Linked DNA regions of Homo sapiens: region 2 is linked to region 1. A link is an interaction called in ENCODE POLR2A ChIA-PET data of the cell type or tissue named here. Cell type or tissue: GM12878. All regions are shown on one strand. Each heading gives the region's core, and the rest is flanking DNA. Links, peaks and the distances in the headings are about the cores only.

Region 1 (9,620 bases), core at 975-8,974:
GCAAATGGGCTCTTTAAGGCCCCAATTTTGCATACTTCTGTCACCATCCCAACAGCCCCATTCACTCGGCCCCCATAGTGTTCCCAAAAACCCTAAGATTCTACTACAGCTACTGAGATCACATCCTTCCCTCATAAATTTCGTTACATGCTTATTTTAAAAAACAAATCTCTTTTGATAATGAGTCATTTAAAGGTGAGAATCTTACACTAGTACATTTTTTCTTTCTTGTTGGTTCAACTTTGAAAAAAAAAAACTACCTACCAAAATCATCTTTCTGAAATAAAAAATCAGCACAATCTTGCTTCCTGATTATAGATAACGAATTATATGTGACATTTCCTAAACTAACCTCCAATCTCTTTATTCAGGTTTAGACAGTTCTCATCTACAAAAAGGATGAATGAACAGGACATCAATCACTCTGGAATATTAGCACCTTAAAGATGTCTTTAGCAGGTCAATAATCTTTTCGCCTTAGAAGGACTTTATCAGATCTTGTCTAAAGCCAGGATAAAAGCTCTGCATTAAGTACTCCTAACAATTGACAGTGTATCCCCACCACACAAAGCTGTTTTCTTCCTTAGGGTACAATCCTCAAGGTCACGATTCTTTGCAGCCTTCCAGAATGACAAAGGAGCATTACCTCTGGTCAAACAAGCTGTCAACACAAACTTTGTCATAGCTCAGATAAAGAAACTGGCAGAGAGTGATAATAAGGTCTAATTTCCCCTCCCTCCCAGGGGAGGTAAATAGATTTCAAATCAGTCTAGAAGCCTATGCATGGGAAGCCAGGTTATCTTTGGCCATACAAAGGAGAAAAGACTCACTGTAAATTCATCTAAAGGTTCATTGATCTCGATGTCTAACACTTCATCAGTGTAAAGCTGCTCCTCCTCTGGCTCTTCCACATATTCTATTTGGTCTTCTGTCAACTCAGCTTCGTGGCCTTCATACTGTCCTTCTTCTGGGTACTCTTGAGTATACAATTCTGATCCATCAGATTTGTGATAAACCAGTTCATCCTCTCCTTGTTCTTGTTCATACTCAGATTCCTGTTCTCCAGATTGGTCGTTAGTGTTGTCAGAGAGTTCAAATGATGTAACCATGCCAGATGTAGCATTCAGACTAATTGTAACACCCTGAGAACTAGAGAGGACGAAAATAAAAAAAAAAAGCACCCAATGAAGAGAGGAGCTCAAACTAAATCATTATATAAATAGCTGTTACAAAGATTTAAACCATGACTGATAAAAAGTTATTCCAGTTACTGACAAATGCACATTAACTCCAACAGTACTCAAAATGCTATACAGAGCCAGTGCCCTAAACCCTTAATGCGTACAGCAGAGCTAACTGTGCTATATGGAGCCGGCCACAGACTGGCAATGCATATAGCCCCTCTACTTATCACCAGCTGCAGGTTATTTGACCAAATGAATTAAATCAACCACAGATGAAACACATCTGAGTGGCAAAAGTCCAAGACTGAAATCAAATAGCCTATATTTCATTCTAATTTACAAAATGAAATAGACAGAAACTGCTAAGAGTTCAAAGTAAAAACAGGAGTATTATTCTATAAGGAGAAAATCAGAATCGGAATTTTAAGAACAATTTTTTTCTTACATCTGTGATAGAAATTATAAACTCCTGTTTAAGAAAATCAAAATATTAAAAATTTGTGTGAAAATACATTTCAGTGTTCAAATAAATAAATTTATATTAGTCACAAATATCTTTAAAAATTGTTCATAATTTCTAAGTAAAATAACAAAGGTTTTGAAACTGCAAAAAAAACATGTTCCACCTATTAAATCACAACAGTTAAATACCAAACAATAAGGTGCAAGATAACATTTCCCATGTAAGATCGTGCAAATCTGTGTTCACACATAGCACTCAATCCTAACAAAAAATTAATACACCTCTTAGACTTCAAGATACTGTGTCTAAAAAACTTCAATGATGTATTTCTAAAAGACAATCTAACTCAAAAGATTAAAATATAACAGTGATGTCAAAGAATGGAATTGGGAAATTTATCTGACTGGTAGAATAATTTAAAACTTATTTTTACCTGTAAAAATTACTTTATGTTAGAAAATCTGTTACAAATCCATGGCTCAATAATAAATGGCATATATTTGTTAATTACATTTATAACAAGAGCTTGTCTACATTTTCCCGATGTTTCCTCATAAAATAAAAACTATTATTCCACCTACCAGTGTGTCTCTCCTCTTTTAATATAGCTTACTATATGTCAACAGAAAGACATTCATCGTATCAGTCAACTAGAGTCTAAAGTAGCACCTCCCAAAGTGCCCAAAATGGTAATTCAGTAAATGATCTAAATCAACTGGCTAAAATGAAGACAAATGCAGCAGTATCGAACTGCAATGGTGTTGAGAGTCCCAAGCCACTGCCCTCCATCCGAGTAGAGGAATTCTTTAGAAAAGCAGCATATATCCATACTAAATCTTCATAACCTGCACTGAACAGAACTCACAGGGATCATTAAATGAAAGACCTACTGATTTTTTGTTTTTTGTTTTTTTTTTTTTAAGACGGCGTTTCACTCTGTCTCCCAGGCTGGAGTGCAGTGGCACAATCTCGGCTCACTGCAACCTCCACCTCTGTGGATCAAGCAATTCTCCTGCTTCAGCCCTCCAAGTAGCTGGGACTATAGGCGCGGGCCACTACGCCTGGCTAATTTTTGTATTTTTAGTAGAGACAGGGTTTCACCATGTTAACCAGGCTGGTCTCAAACTCCTGACCTCAAGTGATCCACCTGCCTCAGCCTCCCAAAGTGCTGGGTTTATAGGCACGAGCTACAACGCCTGGCCAAGAACTGCTTATTTTAAACAGCTGCTCTGTTTACAGAACATCCATATGGCTTCTACAGTTATTACTAGTATTCCATTTAGAATGTAATCATGTGTTAAAGATATAAGGCTACATTATTCAATTACATTCCATTATAATTATAAATAACAGTTCCTATCAATTTAGTTAAATAAAGAACATTTATAATGAGGTAATATTGAGTACCTGAAATTTTCTTCATCTTCATTATCACTCTGCAAAAGATCATCATTTAGCTCTTCATCTGACAAATCCGACTGATTCTAATTAAAATAAGAAATATAATTAATGTGTGTCACTTCCATAAAAAGACTTGTTAAAAAGCACAAAATTACACTGACTGAATTGTTCCTAGCCTTATATTAAAACGTTTGCCACCCGGAAGGCTTTCTGGTCACCAGTGGATAATCAAGAAATCCCACACAAGGCATGTGGATCCCTCCTGGGCTCAGCTTCAGGTGCCCAGGCAAGTTAAATGTAAAAACACCAAGTGTAACGATCACATTTATTCTCACACAAAAGAGAAAAGGTAAGAAGTCCATTGGTGGAAGCTTACGAACAAATAATATTTCCTTATAATACACAAAAAAAGAAAGATATCCTTAAGGTACTACTAAATTTAACATGCTAATATCCAAAACCTAAAGATTTTTTAAACAACACAAAAAGTGTAATTTTAGAAATAAGATTTAAATAACTGAATCATTAAATTGAAATGAGACTATAAAACTTTGGTTTTTCCAGTACAGATCACGTATGAAAATAAATGTTAGCAGCTCAGTTCCCCACTCCTGTTCTTGATGGTACTCCTACCTATAAGGAGAGAGAGCCTAGCTATTCTGTCAAGAGTTCCAGGTTTTCTTAGGTTATATATATTTGAGCATCTTAGATTAGGTTGGGGGGGTGTTATTCACACTGTCTCACTACTTATTCACACTACTTCACACGTTCCTCCCTTTTTAAAATTACTTATATGTATAAATGGTATATGTAAATTACTACTCCCTTCACGAAAGCCAGTCAAAGCCACACACACACTGTCATTCACACATATTCATTCTTAAAAAGTAAAGACAGAAAAATCAACTTGCTTTTCTTCTTAAAGGTGAACAAACAAGCAGTCTTTTTCTGGTAGTTACACCTTATAAAAACTTACCTGTATACTTTATTACAGTATTTCTGATAGCCAAAAATAATCTTATTAGCACTTCTTAGTCGCACAGGACTCAACCTAATCACTGACACCACAATAAGATAAAAATAAAATAACACAGGATACATACTCAGTTTATTTGCAGAAGGGAGAACAGATATGTGTGATAACAAAACGGACTGCTTAACTGACAGAAAATGAAGTTTCTGGCTGGGCGCAGTGGCTCATGCCTGTAATCCCAACACTTTGGGAGGCCAAGGCAGATGGATCACTTGAGGTCAGGAGTTCAAGACCAACCTGGCCAACATGGTGAAACCCTGACTCTACTAAAAGTACAAAAAATTAGCCAGGCGTGGTGAGGGGCGCCTGTAGTCCCAGCTACTCGGGAGGCTGAGGCAGGAGAATTGCTTGAAATCGGAAAGTGGAGGTTGCAGTGAGCCAATGCACTCCAGCCTGGGAAACAAGAACGAAACTCCATCTCAAAAAAAAAAAAAAAGAAAAAAAGAAAATGAAGTTTCCGTTAGGTGACCATATAATCTGTCATCCACACAGGGCCAGTTCTGAGACTGAAAGGAAATGCCATTATGAAAGTGAGAGCTATGAGCCAGGCCTACCACAGACAAACCTCAGTTTGGCTGTCCAACTCAGTAAATAAAACTTCAGGAAAGCTTTAAAAATTAATAATTCAATGAGAGACAAATTTCATTCGAGAGGCTGTTTCTCTGAGCTTTTTAGTTAAACTCTTAGTATTTCTCAAAAATCAATGAGCCAAGAAGGCATCAAGCAAATAGAAAGGGAATGTGTACTGTGGTGGGTGAGCCCTCGTGGGAGTCAAATCTCCTTTGAGGATTATTCAACTTTCCTCTCTGGCTTTTAAACCTACTAACAGACACAGGAGGTGATAAGCACAATATCCACTTCACTGAGAAAGCTGGAATGGAGAGCTAGGCTACATCCTTGAGGCCAAAGCTGATTTCAACACATCCTAAAGAACTGGAGCGAACAGTTTTCTCGGGCTCCAGGGGGTTCTGCTCAGGATGGTCTGCAGGAAATCAGGGCCACAGATCCCAAGAGATGAAGATAAAGTGGCCACAGATGCTAGTGAAATCCTTTCTCTCAATCTTTCCAAACAGGTCATTTCTCCCATGGGGAGAGAAACAAGTATGAAAGAAAAAGAATGGTTCTCTCCAATACTCCCAAGAACATAAAACCTTCATGGAATAGCCAGAGTTTAAAAATGGGAAGAAAATGGTTCCCAAAACATTCTCCAACACAGGCATCTATGAAACAGAGCCACCTCAATGTAACAGGAGAATGTCTGTCCAACACGAGTTGATGAAGTTAAATACAAAAGCTGAAGAAGGAACTGCAAGCTGGCAGCCAACTTCCACCTCACTCTTACCCACTTCCTAAAAGCTCTAGCCTGGTCACGTCAGCCTGCTTTAACCTCAGTTTGAAACCTTAATTATTTAAAACTGAGCACTAACAACCTTCTTGACACGAATGAACTTGTCCCTGACAGTCTGACCCGTGTGCCTTTCTCAGTACTATGCGCCTCCCTCGGGCTATCTGCGCCTTAGGAGTCTCTCCAAGCAAAGGCTCATCATTGTGCATTTCGTGGGGACCCCAGTGGGAGAAAAAAATTGTTCAGGTAGCCAGTGTACTCATCATGTGAACTCCATTCATAGACCCTGTAGTAATTAACTCGCTAATAAACACGTGAAAAAAAATTCCATTCTCACTAGAAATCAAATAAATAGAAATTAAACCAAGCAGAAATCATTTTTCATCTATCACACTGACAAAGATTCTTTTTAAAAAGTAGTATCGAACAGGGAATGGAAAATTGAGGGCAATGCTTATTCCCTGCTGCTAGGAACATAAGTGGATCAAACATTTCTGGAAGGTAAATTGGCAATACAAGACAAGAACCATTAAATGTTTCCACCCTCAGGCCAGAATTCCTCTTTACAGAAACTTCCTAAGAAAAAAATCCCAAAAGCATAGTAAGATTTGTCCATTAAAATATCATCATAATGCTTGAGATTTACATCAAAATGATTCAGGAGGTAGGGAGTGAGTGCGTAAACAGGAAGCAAAACAGCCTTTAACTAAAATTGCTGAGGCTGGACGACGGACACCTGAGAGTAAACGATACTGCCCTCTCCTCTTTTGTGTATGCTTGAGATCTTCCACAAAAAGGGTTTAAAAAAAAGTCATAAGCAATGAGCTGGAAACAACCTCAATGTACACAGGAGTGACTAGGGACACTGTAGCATATACAAACATTCAATGTTATGTTGCCATTATAAAATATTTTAAAATAACCCTAATGACAAGGGAGAAATGCCAATGATACAATGTTAAATTAAAAAAAAAGTAACGTTTTATATCTATAATTCTTTTTTTTTTTTTTTTTTTTTTGAGACGGAGTCTCACTCCGTCTCCCAGGCTAGAGTACAGTGGCGTGATCTCGGTTCACTGCAACCTCCGCCTCCCAGGTTCAAGTAAACCTCCCGAGTAACTGGGATTTCAGGTTCATGTCACCATGCCCGGCTAATTTTTGTATTTTTAGCAGAGACGGGGTTTCACCATGTTGGCCAGGCTGGTCTCCAACTCCTGACCTCAAGTGGTCCACCTGCCTCAGCTTCCCAAAGTGCTGGGATTATAGGCGTGAGCCACCATGCCCAGCCTATATTTTGGTCATATTTAAAAACACATGGGAAAAGAATAAAAGACAGATGGCAAAATGTTAGTCACGACTGTTTACATCTTTTTAAGGCTTTCTTTTTTTATATATTTTCAATGCCTTGATTCCTATAAGGTACAATGCATTTATTTTATGTTAGGAAAGAACAGAGAAGAGGAAATGAGAGACACATCTCCTGTTCCAAAGTAAACACACTTCCAAAATGTCCAAAGCAGATACAGCCCCTCCACTGAGGCGTCGGAATGCACTGTCACTGGGCATGCTCCGGTTCCAGCCCACATGAGCAACTTACAACAATCAGCTCAACTGAGAAAAGTAAGATGACTTCCCCCAGAACAGTCAGCATTACTGTCCAAACCAAATAGTATTTCTCCATCTTTATTGATAACAGTCCTGACCCCAAAGCTTTTATGAGAGGAGGTCACATGTAAATCAAAAGGGAATTATCACAGCTTTCTGGAAAGAAACACAGGGCAAACCATGACATGAGGCTTGCCTAGAGATAGAAATCCAACCTCATGGCAAAGTATTTTACTACATTTAAACCTTTTAATATCTAACTTATTCTCCATTAAAGCATCTTAAATACGAAGAAAAAAGTAGCCACTTTAGGTACAAAAATACAAGTGAGAGCACCTAGAAGAGTATGCAAAATAATTCCCCAATAGAGTATAAAAACAGGAGCCTTTTCCCCCAGTGACCATGACAAAGAAGGACTGAACATCCCACTCACACTCCAGACGTCACACTACAAGATGGACCAACTACGAGGCTCTCTCACTGGGCTTTCATGTTCAACTTATACGGATGTATTTCAGTTTACTCCTATTAAATCAGGTGGATTTACAACTAACTAACCACACTAACTCTTAAGTGTTAGAAGTGATGACAGAGCCATCTAAAGGAGGGAAAGCAGGGTTAGGCCAAAGCCAGGCGACCTGCAGGCTAATGATGCAGTAATCACTTCTAGAAGCTTGCAGTGAGCCAAGATGGTGCCACTGTACTCCAGCCTGGGCAAGAGTAAGACTGTGTCTCAAAAAAAAAAAAAAAAAAAAAAAAAAAAAAAACTAAGCCTAAACTATCTTGATAATGAGAACAGAAAGTGTTTTTAAACTGTTAATAAAATTTAAAAAATGTAGTATTTCACTTTCTCGCTATACATTCTACTTTTATGTGTTTTATAATGTCCGAAATATACTGGTAGGGGTGTGTGTGTGTGTGTGTGTGTGTGTGTGTGTGCGCGCATGCGCGCGTATATACACGTGTGTATGTATATATGTGTGTGTATATATATACACGTGTGTATGTATATATGTGTGTATATATATACACGTGTGTATGTATATGTGTGTATATATACACGTGTGTATGTATATGTGTGTATATATATACACGTGTGTATGTATATGTGTGTATATATATATACACGTGTGTATGTATATGTGTGTATATATATACACGTGTGTATGTATATATGTGTGTATATATATACACGTGTGTATGTATATATGTGTGTATATATATACACACGTGTATGTATATATATATGTGGGTATATATACACATACACACACACACACACACACACACACACACACACACACAATATATATAAATAGATATACAAATTTTTTATTTCATCAAAAAGATTTAGAAAAACCTACATTAGGTTTTAGACTTTTATTTATTTTAATGTTTATTATATTTGAGTATGTTTACCTTTAAGCTTATCTCTGAATGCCTCCAAAAAGTGAAATCCAGAACAAGTATGCAAAATATTCACCTCCAAATGTGACTTTCTGTTATGGCAAGGAATAACTCTATGTTAACGCTGTCACAATCCAGTAACTGCCAGAGTGCCTTGGACAAAGTAGGAACTAATCTTCAAGGATTTATTTCTTGAGTTATAATTACCAGAGAATTTACTAATAAACAGTCAATTCCCTGCGCACTTAAAAAATAATTCAGTTTACAAAATTTTAATCTATACCCAACTTTCCAGTAATGAAACCCATGTATAAGTGATTACTGCTGTATGTTAAGTATAATTAAATGACTAGTATTTCATCTCAGAAGGACATAAACTTCTTACCTTTTTGCCAGATAGCAAATCTTCTCCAAGTAAATCATCTTCAAGTTCACTTGGGAGAAAAAAAAGAGACATGTCAATGATTATTCCCATAAGACTTGCAAGTTTGTAGATCACTTGGAAATTTACCAAGAACTCTACAGCTCAGGTACCTTTTTTTTTTTTTTTTTTTTTGAGACAAAGCCTCACCGTGTTGCCCAGGATGGAGTACAATGGTGCAATCTCAGCTGACTGCAACCTCTGCCTCCCAGGCTCAAGCAATTCTCCTGCCTCAGCCTCCCAAGTAGCTGGGATTACATTATGCCCGGCTAATTTTGTGTATCTTTAGTAGAGACGGGATTTCACCATGTTGGCCAGGCTGGTCTCGAACTCCTGACCTCATGATCCGCCTGCCTTGGCCTCCCAAAGTGTTGGGATTACAGGCATGAGCCACCATGCCCGGCCAGCTTGGATACTTTTACATTAAGTTTGCTATGCTTTCCTCTTTCTTTATTAATAATAAAAATGTATTTTCAAATGCACAGAGAACATTTTATCTTTTTAAGTATGGGGAGGCTTTGCTATAGGTAGTGCCTCACTATACTTCTAATCTTAGTTTTGTACCTTAATATGGGATCTTAATCTCTTTGGGTCTGTTGAATAATCAGTAAAAGCAGAAACTGTAATATAGTAAGTCATATCTAAGCTTTCTCCTATCTTTAAAAACCTTAATGAAGAAGGAAAAGATGCACAATATAATTGATTAGGAAGATAAAAACCAAAACCACTAGAGACCGTTTGACATTCATCAAACCAAAAGA
Region 2 (9,620 bases), core at 872-8,871, 64 kb after region 1:
CTTCACACCCATCAGGGTACACACCTTAAAACACAGAAATACCACCTCACACCCATCAGGGTACACACCTTAAAACACAGAAATACCACTTCACACCCATCGGGGTACACGCCTTAAAACACAGAAATACCACCTCACACCCATCAGGGTACACACGTTAAAATGCAGAAATACCACCTCACACCCATCAGGGTACACACGTTAAAATGCAGAAATACCACCTCACACCCATCAGGGTACACGCCTTAAAACACAGAAATACCACTTCACACCCATCGGGGTACACACATTAAAACACAGAAATACCACTTCACACCCATCAGGGTACACATGTTACAACACAGAAATACCACCTCACACCCATCAGGGTACACACGTTACAACACAGAAATACCACCTCACACCCATCAGGGTACATGCCTTAAAACACAGAAATACCACTTCACACCCATCAGGGTACACGCCTTAAAACACAGAAATACCACTTCACACCCATCAGGGTACACGCCTTAAAACACAGAAATACCACCTCACACCCATCAGGGTACACATGTTAAAATGCAGAAATACCACCTGACACCCATCAGGGTACACACGTTAAAATGCAGAAATACCACCTCACACCCATCAGGGTACACACGTTAAAACACAGAAATACCACCTCACACCCATCAGGGTACACATGTCACAACACAGAAATACCACCTCACACCCATCAGGGTACACACATTACAACACAGAAATACCGCCTCACACCCATCAGGGTACACGCCTTAAAACACAGAAATACCACTTCACACCCATCAGGGTACACGCCTTAAAACACAGAAATACCACTTCACACCCATCAGGGTACACACGTTAAAATGCAGAAATACCACCTCACACCCATCAGGGTACACACGTTAAAACACAGAAATACCACCTCACACCCATCAGGGTACACATGTTACAACACAGAAATACCACCTCACACCCATCAGGGTACACGCCTTAAAACACAGAAATACCACTTCACACCCATCAGGGTACACGCCTTAAAACACAGAAATACCACTTCACACCCATCAGGGTACACAAATTAAAACACAGAAATACCACCTCACACCCATCAGGGTACACACATTACAACACAGAAATACCACCTCACACCCATCAGGGTACACGCCTTAAAACACAGAAATACCACTTCACACCCATCAGGGTACATGCCTTAAAACACAGAAATACCACTTCACACCCATCAGGGTACACAAATTAAAACACAGAAATACCACCTCACACCCATCAGGGTACACGCCTTAAAACACAGAAATACCACTTCACACCCATCAGGGTACACACCTTAAAACACAGAAATACCACCTCACACCCATCAGGGTACACACCTTAAAACACAGAAATACCACTTCACACCCATCAGGGTACACACGTTAAAATGCAGAAATACCACCTCACACCCATCAGGGTACACGCCTTAAAACACAGAAATACCACTTCACACCCATCAGGGTACATGCCTTAAAACACAGAAATACCACCTCACACCCATCAGGGTACACACCTTAAAACACAGAAATACCACTTCACACCCATCAGGGTACACACGTTAAAATGCAGAAATACCACCTCACACCCATCAGGGTACACACGTTAAAATGCAGAAATACCACTTCACACCCATCAGGGTACACGCCTTAAAACACAGAAATACCACTTCACACCCATCGGGGCACACGCCTTAAAACACAGAAATACCACCTGACACCCATCAGGGTACACACGTTAAAATGCAGAAATACCACCTCACACCCATCAGGGTACACACATTAAAACACAGAAATACCACCTCACACCCATGAGGGTACACGCCTTAAAACACAGAAATACCACCTCACACCCATCAGGGTACACACGTTAAAAGGCAGAAATACCACCTCACACCCATCAGGGTACACACCTTAAAACACAGAAATACCACTTCACACCCATCAGGGTACACAAATTAAAACACAGAAATACCACTTCACACCCATCAGGGTACACAAATTAAAACACAGAAATACCACTTCACACCCATCAGGGTACACACGTTAAAACACAGAAATACCACTTCACACCCATCAGGGAACACAAATTAAAACACAGAAATACCACTTCACATCCATCAGAGTACACACATTAAAACACAGAAATACCACTTCACACCCATCAGGTTGGTAGAAACGTAAAAGCTGGACAATAATGAGTGCCAGTGAGAGCATGTATGCTGGTAGAAGCATACCCTAGACCACAGGCTCCCAACCTCTGGTGAGGAACCAGTCCACACAGCAGGAGGTGAGCGGCGGGCAAGGCAGCATAACCACCCGAGCTCCGCCTCCTGTCAGATCGCGGCAGCATTAGATTGTCATAGGAGTGAGAACCCTATTGCAAACTGTACATGCAAGGGATCTAGGTTGTGTGCTCCTTATGATAATCTAATGCCTCGTGATCTGAGGTGGAACAGTTTCATCTCAAAACCATCCCTCCAATGCCCCATACATGGAAGAATTGTCTTCCACAAAACTGATCCCTGGTGCTAAAAAGTTTGGGGACTGCTGCACTAGAGCAATCATTTTGAAGAGTAACTTGGCAATACCTAATGCAGTTGAACTGGAACATTCTCTTCTACCCAGCAATTTCACTACGAGTTACAGCCCCTAAAGACTTTCTTGCATACACAGGAGAAGATGTGAAACAGAGGCCCTTGCGGTGTTGTTGATAGGAGAAAATACAAGCAAAGAACCCAAACAAATAAAAACATAAAAGACAATATCTAAATCCTGATTTTTTTAAAAGCCTGGTTAAACAGATTGTGATAAAATCACAAAATAATGAGCGAGAGCTTTGCACACCAACATGGAAAGAGCTCAGAAACAAAGTATCAAACAACAGGTTAGAAATATATAAAGTAACCTTTCACATAAAGCCAAAGTATAAAGGTGTGTACAAGCATGACAGACATTCTGCACAGTGGTGACATCATGGGGAGGCGCTGGATGGTGGTTCATAGTGAATTCAACGTGTTTTAGACTAGGTTTGTTATATTAACCTCTAAGACTTGTTGGATGTCTGTAGGACTGCATCATCATAAAAGAAAGCAGGCTTTCCTTCTCTATCCCTGTGATGGTAGCATCTCTGGAGTCTGTGAATTCCTTTCTGTCACAGTACCTTGTTTTCCATGGATTAGTTTTATTTGTAAACATTTATCACTATAAATATTAGAAAACATCAGCTCTATTAGTCTGGAATCTTTAACATTTGAAAAATCAAAAAGCATTTTTTTTCTTTTCTGTCTTTTTTTTTTTATTTTTTTTTATTTTTTGAGACAAGCTCTTGCTCCATCGCCCAGGCTGGAGTGAAGTGGTGTGATCTCAGCTCACTGCAACCTCCTCCTCCTGGCTTAAGCGATCCTCCCATCTCAGCCTCCCACGTAGCTGGGATTACAGGCGCACATCGCCACACCCAACTAATTTTTTGTAGAGACAGATTTTCACCATCTAGCCTGGGCTGGCCTTGGATTCCTGGTCTCAAGCAATCTGTCCACCTTGGCCTCCCAAAGTGCTGGGATTACAAGTGTGAGCCACCACACCCTGCCAAGAGCAATGTTTTATTCAAAGTTGTTTTTGAGTTAAATATGGAGATGGGATGGAGGCCACCCATCACACTTTTCATTTATCAGCTGGACATTGATTTTTAGAGCTAATTTGAGATGTTTCAATGAATTAAAACTACCCAAGAACTTTTTTTTTAGGTTGAGTTGAGCTTTGTAGGAAGATCCATCCTACCTTATTTTTTACACAAAGTTCTCTGAAATCTCCTTTGGAATCAAAAGTAACCCAAAACTACCAGGCGCAGTGGCTCACACCTGTAATCCTAGCACTTTGAGAGGCCGAGGTGGGCAGATCACGAGGTCAGAGATCGAGACCATCCTGGCTAACACGGTGAAACCCCGTCTCTACTAAAAATACAAAAAATTAGCCGGGTGTGGTGGTGGGCGCCTGTAGTCCCAGCTACTCGGGAGGCTGAGTTAGGAGAACGGCGTGAACCCGGGAGGCAGAGCTTGCAGTGAGCCGAGATGGCAACACTGCAATCCAACCTGGGTGACAGAGCGAGACGCTGTCTCAAAAAAAAAAAAAAAAAAAGTAACCCAAAACAAGTCATTAAGGTTTTTCTCGGGAAAACTGATATTTTAGAAATGAGGTTCGAGATTTTCCAACAACAGAAAGCAAATGTGCACCTGCACATCCATCGAGCACGTGCTGATGTGCTGAGCACATGGCCAGGGGTGAAAATAGTCAAATAAGAGCTCGTTCCTGCCATCCAGAATCTTCAGGATCCCAGGGGAAGTAGACGAACAGGAGACAACTGAAGAAGTGGGTCAGAGGTGTGAGGGGCTGCACAGTGGCTGTCGGGAGCTGCCCAAAGGGGACAGCTGAGTTTGGGAAGAAACTAGTAAGGAAAATGGGTGGAGAGAAGGCATTTGCCACAGTGCTACAAGTGCTGTGACTTTATTCTTATCTCTGACCCAGGTTGGAGTGCAGTGGTGTGATCATAGCTCACTGCAGCCTTAACTCCTGGGCTCAAGTGATCCTCCTGCCCCAGCCTCCAGAGGAGCTGGGACTATAGGCACGTATCACTACACCTGGCTAATTTTTTATTTTTATTTTCATGAGAGATGAGATCTCGCTATGTTGCCCAGGCTAAAAATAATTTATCTAAAGAAGAAACCAAGTTATGCGTGATAGAGATGTGAAGAAGGAGACCCTCAGCTCCCCTTCACTATGTCAAGTGCCCTCAAATGCTCAGGCCTCATGGCAGGACCTCGGGAGCTTGCAGGAGCCAAGCCCACCATCTTCAGAAGGCAGTCTCAAGGCCTTCCTGTTTGTCCTTTAGGTGGGGAGGGAGTGGCATAAAGTACTTTTCAAAAGTAGTACTCCTCTTGAGTGGAATTCTAGTAATAGAATTTTGGCCATCACTTTACATTTCCAGAGGGTTTTTTAAAAAGTGCCCTGCGGAAATTGAGCCTCAGGAAACCAATTGACTGCTTCACCCCTAAAGGCTGCCAGGTTGGTCATCGAGGCAGGAAGGAACTCAAAATAAATGGCAAGGAGCTTGGGAAGTGGAACAAAGGTGTGGATGGGGGCTGGGCGCAGTGACTCAAGCCTGTAAACCCAGCACATATTGGGAGGCTGAGGTGGGTGGATCACCTGAGGTCAGGAGTTCAAGACCAGCCTGGCCAACATGGTGAAACTCCACCTTTACTAAAAATACAAAAAATTAGCCGAGTGTGGTGGTGGGCGCCTGTAATCCCAGCTACTCGGGAGGTTGAGGCAGGAGAATTGCCTGAACCCGGGAGGCGGAGGTAGTAGTGAGCTGAGATGGAGCCATTGCACTCCAGCCTGGGCAACAGAGACTCTGTGGCAAAAAAAAAAAAGTGTGGATGGGAAGGATGGACAAGTAACATCGTGCATATTCTTGGCTACATGGGAAGCCGTGGGGAGCTGCGAAAGGATTCTAAGCAAAGAAACAACAAAATCGACTTTTATGAAAGATCAAGGAAGTCCATGGGGCAAGCAGGTGGGTGGAGCAAGGGGAAGACTAGGGCTGGGGAAGCCAAGAAGAGGCTGTAGTGAGTGGTGGTTGATGTGGGGCGCCTCTTCTTTGGTAACAGTGCTTCAGTTTCCTTTTTGGACAATCCCTTCTCCCCCAGGTCGGAGGCTTCCCATCAGGGGTCTCCCATCGGCTGCCTCCTGCAGCTGAGAGGTGAGCATGTGACACCTCCTCTCGTGCCAGGGCTTGGAATCTTGAGCAGACTGGCTCAAGGATGAAGAACAATTGGGGTCCTGTGCTTCTCCCACCTGGAGCTGCCCCGCCCTGTGCTTCCCAAGTGTGGTTCTCCATCCTACCTGGCGTCCCTGTCCTTCTGTGAGCTCCTCACCTGTGTGCCTTCCCTTCAACACCTTGTCTGCTACAAAAACCAACAAAAACCCCTAAGTGATACTAAAGCTATGTGGTTATTTAGGAGCAAAGTAAACAAAGACACTTGGCAGTGGTAACGGGGGAGGAAGATCTGAGAGGCAGAATCCACACCACTTAGGAACCAACTGGGTAGGATGTAGCAGGAGAGTGGGAGGAAAGAGGCTGGGATGGCTTCCAGGACCCAGGGAGGGAACACAAAAGGGGAAGCAGCAGGGAGTGAGCAGGAGAGGAACATCCCGACCCTGTGAACTGCCAAATGCTGTGTCACATTCTGGTCCGCAGGTGTCCATGGCCAGTGTGGCGTTTAGCAAAACATCTGAGTGGGAGACGTAGATTTTCCCGCATCAGGTGTGAGTGTTGCGGGACGCTATGGCTTTGAAGGTGATAGCCTCGGGGGAGCAAGTGTGAGAAGAGCAGAGGCTGCACGTGGAGACCCAGGGAATGCGAAAGTCTAGGGGAAGTGGACAGGAGGAGAGCAGAGCAGCAGGAAACAGGCAGGAGGGGGGTCACAGAAGCCAAGTCAGCGTGGGTTTCCAGGGGAAAGTGGTCTGCAGTGTGGAAGGCCATAGAGAAGTGAGGTACAGACTGAAAAGGTGACCAGACTTGGCAACTAGGGGGTGATTGGCAACTTCTACACAAATCGTTCTCATGAAGTGCTGCAGATGAGTTTGAGGCGTGTCATTACCCACGCCCTCAGCAGCCAAACGAAAATAGCCTGGGTGGCTCCCAGCATGGGTGCCCATGCATGCTGCTTTGCCTTGGTGGAAGACCAACCCTGCACCATATCTGGATGCCTCCTGTTATGGACTGCGTGTTTGCATCCTCCTCCCAAATTCATACCCGGAAACCACAACCCCCGATGGCACGGTATTTGGAAGCAAGGTCGGTGGCAGGTGATTAGGTCATGAGGGTGGAGCCATCGTGAATGGGACTGGTGCCTTTCTAAAAGAGACCCCAGAAAGATGACCTCTCTCTGCTATGTGAGGATACAAAGAAAAGCCAGCCTTCTGTAAACCAGGAAGTGAACCCTCCCCAGAACCCGGCCATGGCAGCACCTGATCGCAGCCTCCAGCCTCCAGAACTGTGAGAGGGAAATGTCTGTTGTCTGAGCCATCAGTCTTTGGTGTTGGGCTATCACAGCCTGAACAGACAGAGATGCCTCATTTAGGCCGAGCTCCTGGGTGGGCCACACGGGTGTGGACTGGACGCTCTGCATTTGGCCGCCAGATTTGACCCCCTGAAGGTCTTTAGTCCATTGTTGGGGCTGGTCTCCAGACTTCTCGGGACTCTGGATCCAGTCCCCAAAGACTTCTACATCCTCCACTCATGACCTACAGGGGCTGAAGCAGAGCTGGCCAGGTTGCAGAGCATTGCGGAGTGGATGGAGTAGCAAGCCCTGGCTAGTCTCTTTTGATGTTTGACTGGTTAAGGGAGGGTGTCCTTACGGGAGAATTTATAGTGCTATTAATTTAAAAATAAACTATAATAATATTTTATAAGTAAGTTTGTATATTTTTTCATTTAACGTGATAATATCTTTTATATGACTTTATAAACCACTCCTTATAACATAGCTTGAGTGAGTGCATACGATTCCACTGTAATCTCTCTCAAAGCTTCCGAGGGCCACGGGAGTGATGTGAACCCAAGGGGCCGAGGGTGCAGGGCAGGGCTCTGGGGAGCAAATGTGAGTTCAGGCTGGACAGGGCTGCTGCTGGGGATGGGGGACAGCATGGTGTCAGCAGCCACATGGGATTAGGGCGACTTGATGGGTCTCAAACACTCGGCCTGCTCCCCGCTGAAGACATATGCTGAATGTTGAGGCTATGCCAGGCAGGAAGAGAAAACGCTAAACTAATCGTGTTTGAATCTCATCGTGGAATTTTCTGCAGTTTCTCAGTGTGAAGACAAGGCCTTGAGTTCAAGGGCCGGGAAGCCCACCAGGTGCTTGTGAAACTCCTCGAGAGCCACACTTGTCACCTTCATGAGCTGAGTAAGGCTGGGTTGCAATTTTGGTATCCTCGGTTAACATCAATTCCTCCAAATCTCCACGTCCCCTTCCTTTTTAGGATTTCTCCATCAGCGATTCTCTCCGTCTTGGCCGCTCTTCCCCATCTCTGTGTCTCCTCGACCCATCTGTTTCCCAGGTCTCATTTCAAAGGCCACTTCCTCAGGGAGACTTTCCCCAAGCCTTCCCCTGTTCCCATCTGATCCCATCTGTGTTTTGTGTGGTCTGAGGTCATCATTCCCTCCACCTTTCCCTCACAACACCTTTCGCCATTTGTAAATGTCCTGGATATGTTTGCTGGATCGTTTGAGTCATGCCTGTCATGTGATAAGATCACAGCCATATCGTTCTCAACTTTAGTGCACTGAAGAGTCACATGGTGCCAATTAGAATTCAGATTCCTGGGCCTTAACATGAGATGTTCTGATTCAGGAGGTCTTGGGTCAGGGCCACGAATCTGCATTTTTCTGGTCCAGGATCGAATTCAGGATCACATGTTGCATTTAGTTGTCATGTTTCTTTCTTTTTCTTTCTCCTTTTTTTTTTTTTTTTTTTTTTTTTTTTTTTGAGACGGAGGCCCAGGCTGGAGTGCAGTGGCGCAATCTCAGCTCACTGCAAGCTCTCCCAGGTTCATGCCATTCTGCTGCCTCAGCCTCCCAAGTAGCTGGGACTGGTGGTGCCTGCCAACACGCCCAACTAATTTTTTTGTATTTTCAGTAGAGACAGGGTTTCACTGTGTTAGCCAGGATAGTCTCAATCTCCTGACCTCATGATCCGCCCGCCTTGGCCTCCCAAAGTGCTGGGATTACAGGCGTGAGTCCCCACGCCTGGCCAGTTGTCATGTTTCTTAATTTTTACTTAATCTGGAACAGATCCTCAGTCTTCATTTTATTATGACCTTGTCACTTCGTGACGACCTTGTCACTTTCGAAGAGCGCTAGCCAGTTATTTTGCAGAGTGTTGCTCAGTTTGTCTGAGGGCTTCGCTATGCATTTTGGGCAGGAAACCCCAGGAGGGATGCTTCTCTGTGCCTCAGTCGGTTTGTCCTGTTCCTGCTGATGGTAACTCTTCTCACTCGGTCAATAGGGTGTCTGCCAGGTCTTTCCACTGGGAATTCCCTTTTCCCTGTGTAATATGTATCTACGTATGGAGAGATACTTCGAGGCTGTGTGAATATGCTGTTCCTAATCAAACTTCCCCCACAAGCTTAGCATCCATTGATGGTTCTTGCTGAATTATTATGATGATGGGTGCCAAATGATGACTGTACAACTTCATAATTCTGCATGTATTACTTGTGATGCTACTGCAAGGAAGAGCTTTCGCTATTTCCCATTTATTTAAGCATTCAATTCTTTCTTTATGCCAGATGGAATCCTGATTTTCCATTTTATTCTATGAATTATAATTCATTATAATCATTACTTATGATGTTCAAAATGTCACAGATTTGGCCATTGGAAAACCCTTCGAGTTTTAGAGAATCTGGTAAAAATGCTATTTCCCAAACGTACCTAGGCTGGTTCTTCTCTTGCTCACTCCCCTTCAGTGTGGCTATGTCATTTCTTTTTTTTTTTTTTTTTTGAGACGG

The links. ChIA-PET counts read pairs that join two places held together with the same protein. Peaks named below come from ENCODE experiments on the same cell type or tissue, not always from the same donor. Only the 100,000 strongest peaks of a DNase experiment are listed, where the experiment ranks them.
Region 2: POLR2A ChIA-PET joins it to region 1 with 11 read pairs; 3 of 35 experiments call an interaction of 5 or more read pairs at or near these places.

What each region holds. Positions count from the first base shown.
Region 1 is chr7:155,672,119-155,681,738 of GRCh38, reverse strand. RBM33 (RNA binding motif protein 33) reads right to left here. Exons shown (of 18, transcript NM_053043.3): 3 at 8,824-8,872; 4 at 3,055-3,131; 5 at 831-1,149. Among named protein-coding and RNA genes, the nearest start is that of RBM33, 32 kb to the right of the region's middle. RefSeq lists an enhancer at 4,434-4,483. In GM12878, for the core only: no CTCF peak of the experiment used is centred there; a DNase peak (open chromatin) is centred at 4,589; H3K4me3 peaks cover 505 bases; H3K27ac peaks cover 1,960 bases.
Region 2 is chr7:155,607,550-155,617,169 of GRCh38, reverse strand. No RefSeq gene overlaps it. Among named protein-coding and RNA genes, the nearest start is that of RBM33-DT, 32 kb to the left of the region's middle. In GM12878, for the core only: no CTCF peak of the experiment used is centred there; no DNase peak of the experiment used is centred there.